Linked DNA regions of Homo sapiens: region 2 is linked to region 1. A link is an interaction called in ENCODE POLR2A ChIA-PET data of the cell type or tissue named here. Cell type or tissue: OCI-LY7. All regions are shown on one strand.

The links. Peaks named below come from ENCODE experiments on the same cell type or tissue, not always from the same donor. Only the 100,000 strongest peaks of a DNase experiment are listed, where the experiment ranks them.
Region 2: POLR2A ChIA-PET joins it to region 1 with 6 read pairs; 2 of 35 experiments call an interaction of 5 or more read pairs at or near these places.

Annotation. Positions count from the first base shown.
Region 1 is chr2:201,736,915-201,740,914 of GRCh38, reverse strand. It overlaps ALS2 (alsin Rho guanine nucleotide exchange factor ALS2), which reads left to right. Exons shown (of 34, transcript NM_020919.4): 12 at 2,180-2,245. Among named protein-coding and RNA genes, the nearest start is that of MPP4, 40 kb to the right of the region's middle. In OCI-LY7, no CTCF peak of the experiment used is centred here; no DNase peak of the experiment used is centred here.
Region 2 is chr2:202,003,566-202,007,565 of GRCh38, reverse strand. No RefSeq gene overlaps it. Among named protein-coding and RNA genes, the nearest start is that of FZD7, 28 kb to the left of the region's middle. In OCI-LY7, no CTCF peak of the experiment used is centred here; a DNase peak (open chromatin) is centred at 2,145.

The sequences.
Region 1 (4,000 bases):
ACAGCATGGGGCCTGCGAAAAGCACCAGCCCTCAGGGAGTTCGTGTTTTGTTGGTGTTTTGTTTTGATTATTTATAACATAATAACATGTGTTTATTACTGAAAACTGCACAAATAAAGATAATCAAAAATCACCCATAATCCTACCACCAGAACTAACCACTGTTTATCATCTTAGTGTATTTCCTTTCCAACCTATATAATATGTACAGATAGTTGGATGCTATTTTAATTCTAAGCAAAATTGAAAATATTTGAAGCTGTTGTCAAAGAGGAAGTACCCTGGTTTGAGTATTTTAACTCATCATCTTTCAGAAATGAAAAATAAAAATAATAGAACTTGATACTAGTTTCTTTTTTAAAACTAGATTTTGTTGTTTCTGTGATTCCAGCTTTTACTGGTATAATTTTCCTTTTTTGACTTGAATTCATCTCATAATACCTCTATTTCACTTCTTTTTCTTCTCTGGTACTTTAGGCCTTATGCTTAAAAATGCTTTTGATACTTTGGGCTTTTTTTAACATAACAGGTTATTCCTATAGATGGGGCAAGTAAAATATTTGGGTTTATGTATGAATCTTTAAAATTATTTTTATAATTATAAAGTTATTAAAGCCTGGAGTGCAGTGGCACCATTACAGCTCACTGCAGCCTTGACCTGCCAGGCTCAAGTGATCCTCCCACCTCAGCCTCCCAAGAAGCTAGGACTACAGGTGCATGCCAGCACATCCAGCTAATTTTTTTAATTTTTTGTAGAGATGGGGGTCTCACTATGTTGCCCAGGCTGGTCTCAAACTCCTGGGCATAAGTTATCCTCCTGCCTCAGCCTGCAAAAGTGCTAGGATTGCAAGTGTGAGCCACTGTGCCTGGCGAAAATTATTTTTAATTGTGATAAAATACACATCACATAAAATTAACCATTATAACCATATTTAATTGTATAGTACTGTGGGCTAATTTTACTAGGAGTTTCCCTTCTTCCTCAAAGTCAGTTGATTCCATTTGCCAGCCCAAGTGTGTACAAGAAATGTACAGGGCTCAAAGCAGTATAACTAGACTTGTTCTTTAGCAGCATATCAATATTTAATCAACATTTTCTAACACTGACTCAAGCACTTTTAACATATTTTCTTACCTTCACTGTCATTTCTTTTTTCTTTTTTTTTTTTTTGAGCTGGAGTTTCGCTCTTGTTGCCCAGGCTGGAGTGCAATGGCACGGTCTTGGCTCGCCGCAACCTCTGCCTCCCAAGTTCAAGCGATTCTTCTGCCTCAGCCTCCCAAGTAGCTGGGATTACAGGCATCCGCCACCGCGCCCAGCTAATTTTTATAGTTTTAGTAGAGACGGGGTTTCACCATGTTGGCCAGGCTGGTCTCGAACTCCTGACCTCAGGTGATTCACTTGCCTCAGCCTCCCAAAGTGCTGAGATTACAGGAGTGAGCCACCGCCCCCAGCCTTCACTGTCATTTCTTAATTGGGAAACCTGAAGTGAAGATTACAGAAAATTTTCATCAAAAATTCAACTATTTTAATTATGTTTTCTCAAGTATGTTAATTAAGTTACCACGTAATAGATATTGCTTGGTAGATACCAAGTAAATTACTGCATTTTCTGCTTAGCTTTAGGTGTTTTTAAAATTTCCTTTTATATTACCATCTTTTTTTTTTTTTTTTTTTTTTTGGGAGACAGTCGTATCCTGTCACTCAGGCTGTGCAATGTTGGAATCACAGCTCACTGCAGCCTCAACCTCCCAGGCTCAAGGGATCCTCCCACCTCAGCCTCCCAAGTAGTTGAGACTACAGGCATGTGCCACCATGCCTGACTAATTTTTCTATTTTTTTGTAAAGTCGGGTTTCCCCATGCTGCCCAGGCTGATCTCAAACTCCTAGGCTCAAGCGATCCTCCCGCCTTAGCCTCCCAAAGTGCTGGGATTACAGGTGTGAGCCAATGTGACCAGCCTTATATTACCATCTTTACTAAGCTGGAATTCCCCTACCACTCCCTTTACCTCCATTATTGTAATTATTACACAACCTGCCCTTCACAAATGTTGACATCACAAAACTTCTGAAATTCATTGGTGAAATAATCAAGAATTATCTATTCCAGGTATGTGTTTGGAAACTGAAGAACTAATTTACATTTCAACTAATGTACATGTGTTTTCTTTTCTGCTCAAGGTATTGCACATCTATTACAAATTTCCTGGTTATGGGAGGATTCCAGCTTCTTGCTAAGCCTGCCATGTAAGCAAACCCACACCTTCCAGTTATCATTCTCTCCGCCAAAGATGACATTTTATAGTGCTCTGTTTTCGAGTGCTCAGGGAAAGCTTTGACTTCATCATTTTACCAAACAAGTCAAAATATAAACTTTCAGTAAGTCTTATAAAGGACAGGTACTATTAGCCACTGGTTATCATTATAAGTAGTATGCTATTGAAAAAGTACTGAATGACTAGGCTCAGGTTCGGGGTCCTTCTGTGCTATCCTTGAGACTTTGGACAACTCTCTTTACCTCAGTAGGCCTAGTGTTCTTCATCTGAAAAATGGGAATGTTCTCTCCCATTGGAGAGGAACAAATAATGTATGTGATGATGCACAGAAAAAAGTGTTTGCGCAGATACAACCTATTTGCATTTAGCTTCTGGGTAAATAATTTAAAGGCTCCTTACACAAGGCAATAATCCTGAACAGATAGTTTCTCAACAAGTGTTGACCCAGCAACAAAGCCAAGGTTTTAAAAATTCTGTGTTTAAGTTTTTTTTATTTTTAAAATAGAAGAGATAGGGTCTCACTGTGTTACCCAGGCTGGTTAGGAACTCCTGGGCTCAAGGGTTCTCCTGTCTCAGCCTCCCAAAGTGCTGGAATTATAGGCATGCACCACTGTGCCAGGCCAAAAATTCTGTATTTTAATAGAAAATACTTTAAATATGTACTTACCACCCAGATTTAGCAGATGTTAATGTTTTGCCATGTTTGCTTTTTTTTTTTTGAGACGGGGTCTCGCTCTGTCATCCAGGCTGGAATGCAGTGGCGCAATCTTGGCTCACTGCAACATCTGCCTCCTGGGTTCAAGCAATTCTCCTGCCTCAGCCTCCCAAGTAGCTGGGGCTACAGGTGTGCACCACCACCCCGAACTAATTTTTGTACTTTTAGTAGAGATGGGGTTTCACCATGTTGACCAAGCTGGTCTCAAACCCCTGACCTCAAGTGATTCACCCACCTCGGCCTCCAAAAGTGCCGGGATTACAGGCGTGAGCCACCATGCCCAGCCCCATGTTTGCTTTTGATTTTTTATCCTAATAGAAGGAATGCTAACATTCTCATCTCATTTCTAGTTTTAATGAGAATACTTTTAATATTTCACCATTAAAAATGATTACTTTAGGTTTTTGGTAGATATAATTTATAGGGTTAAAAAGGCCCTATTTCTAAAAGTTGTAGAGGAATTTTTATAATGTTAAATATCTGAGTTTCCAAATTCCAAAATTCAGTAATCTTAATGTATTAAGGTTTTAATACATTGCTGAATTAAATTTACTTATACAGTTGTCTCTTGGTACCCATGAGGGATTGACTCCAGGACCTCCCAAAGGAAACCAAAATTCAAGGATGTTCAAGTCCCTGATATAAAATGGCTTAGTATTTGCCTATAACCTGTGCACATCCTTTCATATATGTTAAATCATCTCTAGATTACTTATAACATCTAATAAAATATAAATGCTATATAAATAGTTGTAATATGGTATCGTTTAGGGATTAGTGACAAAAAAGTGGTAGAAACATAATTTTTTTATGAAATATTTTTGGTCTGAGGTTGTTGAATCTGCAGATTTGGAACTCACAGATATGGAGGAGCTTTTTCTCCTTTTCTGTTTCCTGGAAGTTCATAGTTTATATGAAGTAGGAATTATTTGTACTTTGAAGATTTAGTAGAATTCATCTGTAAAAATAATCTAGGTTTCATGGGGGCATTTGCTGTAGGGAGTTTTTACT
Region 2 (4,000 bases), 270 kb before region 1:
TGTCCATATAACTGTGGTTCTTTCATGTCCCTGCTTTGCCCTCACCCTGTGTCTATTGCCATGTCATGGTGGTCTCTCAGCCTTTGTGTGACAGCAAATCTCAGCTACTTATTAATAAGGCTCAGCATGGGCCGACTTCCACCATGCCAGTTTCCCTGGCAACACCAGTGGGCAGTAAAGATCTTAGACAAACTTTCTAGTAGGTCACCCCTGAGCTATACCTCCCTTAGAATCCAAGAGATTCTCCAGAGAGCCCTGCTCCTATTTTGGTTGGACCTCATTTTTCTCTGTATAGCCACAGAGATTAGAATTACACAAATCTAGAGCAGTGTTGAAAGATCTTACAAGAAATGTCCAGATAGAAGGGTGGCAGCAATACGAACAGCCGTCAGGGTCTCTGATGGGGCCACCCAAATGCAACTGGCACCATGCCTGCCCTCCAGGCGGCCAGCATTTGCTTACTGTGAGTCTCCTGCGACATACCGCAGGATCACTGTTTTTTGACAGTTCCCATCTTTTCTCTCACTTTTCCCTATTTCTCTCTTTATTTATTTTTTGTTTCTTTTTCTTTTTTTTTTTTTTTTTGAGATGGAGTCTCACCCTGTCACCCAGGCTGGAGTGCAGCAGTGAGGTCTCAACTCACTGCAACGTCCTGCTCCCAGTTCAAGTGATTCTTGTGCCTCAGCCTCCCAAGTAGATGGGACCCCAGGCACGCACCACCACGCCTGGCTAATTTTTGTATTTTTAGTAGAGATGGGGTTTTGCCATGTTGGACAGGCTGGTCTCGAATTCCTGACCTCAAGTGATCCTTCCACCTCGGCCTCCTAAAGTGTCGGGATTACAGATGTGAACCATCCCTGCCCAGCCACCTATTTCTCTCTTCACAAAGTTTCTAAACTTTGCTGTGTCAAACCCATTTAAACAATGATTCAAATACCAAGAGCACCCAAGGAATGTTTCAGGTTTCTGTCTCATCACATGGCTTTGAGGAAAGAGCAGAAGTGCAGGCAGGGCATACCCATGGCTGTGGGGGTGGAATCTGCAGCCAGGCTGGGGTGAGTGATTCTGGGGCTCTTGAGGCACAGACCTGTGGATTCCCCGGGGTGAAGGATGTGTGTAGGAACATAAGGAGAACTGAATAGCACTAGAAAGGACATGTGTGTCCCTGATTTCAGCATTTCTCTGAAGCTGAACCCACTGACACTCCTGTCACCTGACAATTAACATTCTATGCAGAGGGATCATTTGTTTAAGGCTTTTTCCTTTAGGAAGATTATCGGGAGGTTTGCAGAAAGGAAGCAATTTTAGCAGGGATGAACCCATAGCAGTGAGAGCTTTGGAAAGCAGGGCAATGCCGGACTACCTACTTTTTTGTGTAGTGTTTTGTTGATCAAATACAAACCTTTGCCAGAGCCTGATTCTGATTTATCTTTGTTACATCAGAGGACAGTTAGCTCCTATGCTATGAGAGAAGGAACAAAACAAAACCCAAAACTTGCCCCAAAGTTTATCAATGAGACTACGTTCCTTTAGTTTCTTTGGTCCCATCTGAATTGGTGGACACCAAATGTGCCTGTGAAAACTCTTCACTGTAGTGTCCAGAGCCCTGCTTGTAGCCACCAGGCCACTGAGATGATTAAAACTCACCCAAGGGCTGCAGACAATTAAAATAATGATGTGCAGCTTCACAAATTGGCATGAGTGACTTGGGTGATACCAAAGAGGAAAGGAGGATTTTGAGTCTCTCCAGTAAATCAGCTTTAATGAGGATGCTCGTTGCTTCTCCTGCCATTCTTTCTAGTTCTAAAATAAAGCTACCAAGATCTGTTGATGTCCCCAGGCAGGATGGCCCTCTGTCTAAAAGCCACACTTCTATCTTGTCATCCTAGTTTCTCTTGAACTCAAAAGGTCAGCTTGAATGAGTTATTGCATATGACCTTTGCAATTTCCATTTGATCCTATAAGGAGAGAGGGAAAGATTAGGTTTGAGTTGTTAGAAAGTTCAGTGCTTGCTTCAGTTCTCTCCTCCTGATCCCGGGCTGGTGTGTTTTCCAACCTCTCCAGGAGTCTGAGTGCTTAAACAAAGCTCCTTCTGAGCTTGAATCAAACATGAGTTGAGGAGGAGGGCATGGGCAGCTGTTTTGATGGACCACCTGTTTGCAAAGTAGTGAAACCTTGAAAGAGGAAGTAAAAAGTTTTTTTTTTTTTTTTTTTGATAGAATTAGCTTGGGCAAGGTAACATCTTAAGGGGGCGAACTGTAATGGAATTAGAAATGGGTGGATAAGCTTTTCCTGAAAATATCCTGTGTTAAAACAATTAGGGGGAAAATGCTTGGCAGGATGCATTTCAGATTTGGTGCAACTGAGGCTGTTTGGGGCCAGGGAAGCAATTCACAGAATCCGGCACATATGTATCAGTCAATGTTTGATGTTATGGCTCACGACTAAACAGTATATACATAGTATACATGTTACAGATAAAAGCCTTCCACTGGCTAATGTTGCACAGTGATCAGCAAATAAGCTCTCTGGGTTTACACTTGTTTTTATTTATATCATTTATTTATCTATTGTTTTGAGATGGAGTTTCATTCTTTTTGCCCAGGCTGGAGTGCAATGGCGCGATCTCAGCTCACTGCAGCCTCCACCTTCTGGGTTCAAACGATTCTCCTGCCTCAGCCTCCCAAGTAGCTGGGATTACAGGCGTGCGCCACCACACCCAGCTAATTTTGTATTTTTTTAGTAGAGATAGGGTTTCACCATGTTGATCAGGCTGGTCTTGAACTCCTGACCTCAAGTGATCCACCTGCCTCAGCCTCCCAAAGTGCTGGGATTACAGGTGTTAGCCACTGCCCCAGGCCTATTTTTTTAGTTTTTTTTTGAGACAGAGTCTCACTCTGTCTCCCAGGCTGGAATGCAGTGGCCCGATCTTGGCTCACTGCAACCTTCACCTCCCAGGTTCAAGCGATTCTCCTGCCTCAGCCTCCTGAGTAGCTGGGATTACAGGGATGCGCCACCATGCCTGGCTAATTTTTATATTTTTAGTAGAGACGGGGTTTCACCATGTTGGTCAGGCTGGTCTCAAACTCTGACCTCGTAATCTGCCCGCCTCGGCCTCCCAAAGTGCGGGGATTACAGGCGTGAGCCACCACACCCGGCCTCTGTTTTTTTAGTTTTTAAGGCAGGGTCTCGCTCTGTCACCCAAGCTAGAGTGCAGTGGCGTGATCTTGACTCACTGCAGCCTTGACCTCCCAGGTTCAAGCGATCCACCCACCTCAGCCTCCTGAGTAGCTGGGACTATAGGTGTGTGCCACCACGCCCAGCTAATTTTTGCATTTTTTTTGTAGAGACTGGGTTTCACCATGTTGCCCAAGCTGGTCTCAAATTTCTGAGCTTATGCAATCCACCTGCCTCGGCCTCCCAAAGTGCTGGGATTACCCATGGGCACCACAACACGTTCAGCTACACTTGTTTTTTGTTTTTTTTCAAGATGGAGTTTTGCTCTTGTTGTCCAGGCTGGGGTGCAATGGCGGGATCTCGGCTAACTGCAACCTCTGCCTCCCTGGTTCAAGCGATTCTTCTGCCTCAGCCTCCTGAGTAGGTGGGATTACAGGCATGTGCCACCACGCCCGGCTAATTTTTGTATTTTTTTTTTAGTATAGATGGGGTTTCTCCATGTTGGTCAGGCTGGTCTCAAACTCCTGACCTCAGGCAATTTGGCTGCCTCGGCCTCCCAAAGTGCTGGGATTACAGGCGTGAGCCACCGCGCCCAGCCTATGCTTATTTTTAAGTCACTAGCTTGTTCTTTAAAAAGCCACCATTACCATCAACAAAAACAACAAAATTTCCAATTGTATCAATAATTAGTTCTAAAAAGAGAAATCTAAATAAAAATTTGTCTCATCTCACCCTTTAAATTTATATCATTTGACATACTCACAGTTCCTAATAAGTAAATATGAGTTAAACTATTAGGCTAGAAAAGGACATGTCAATTAGC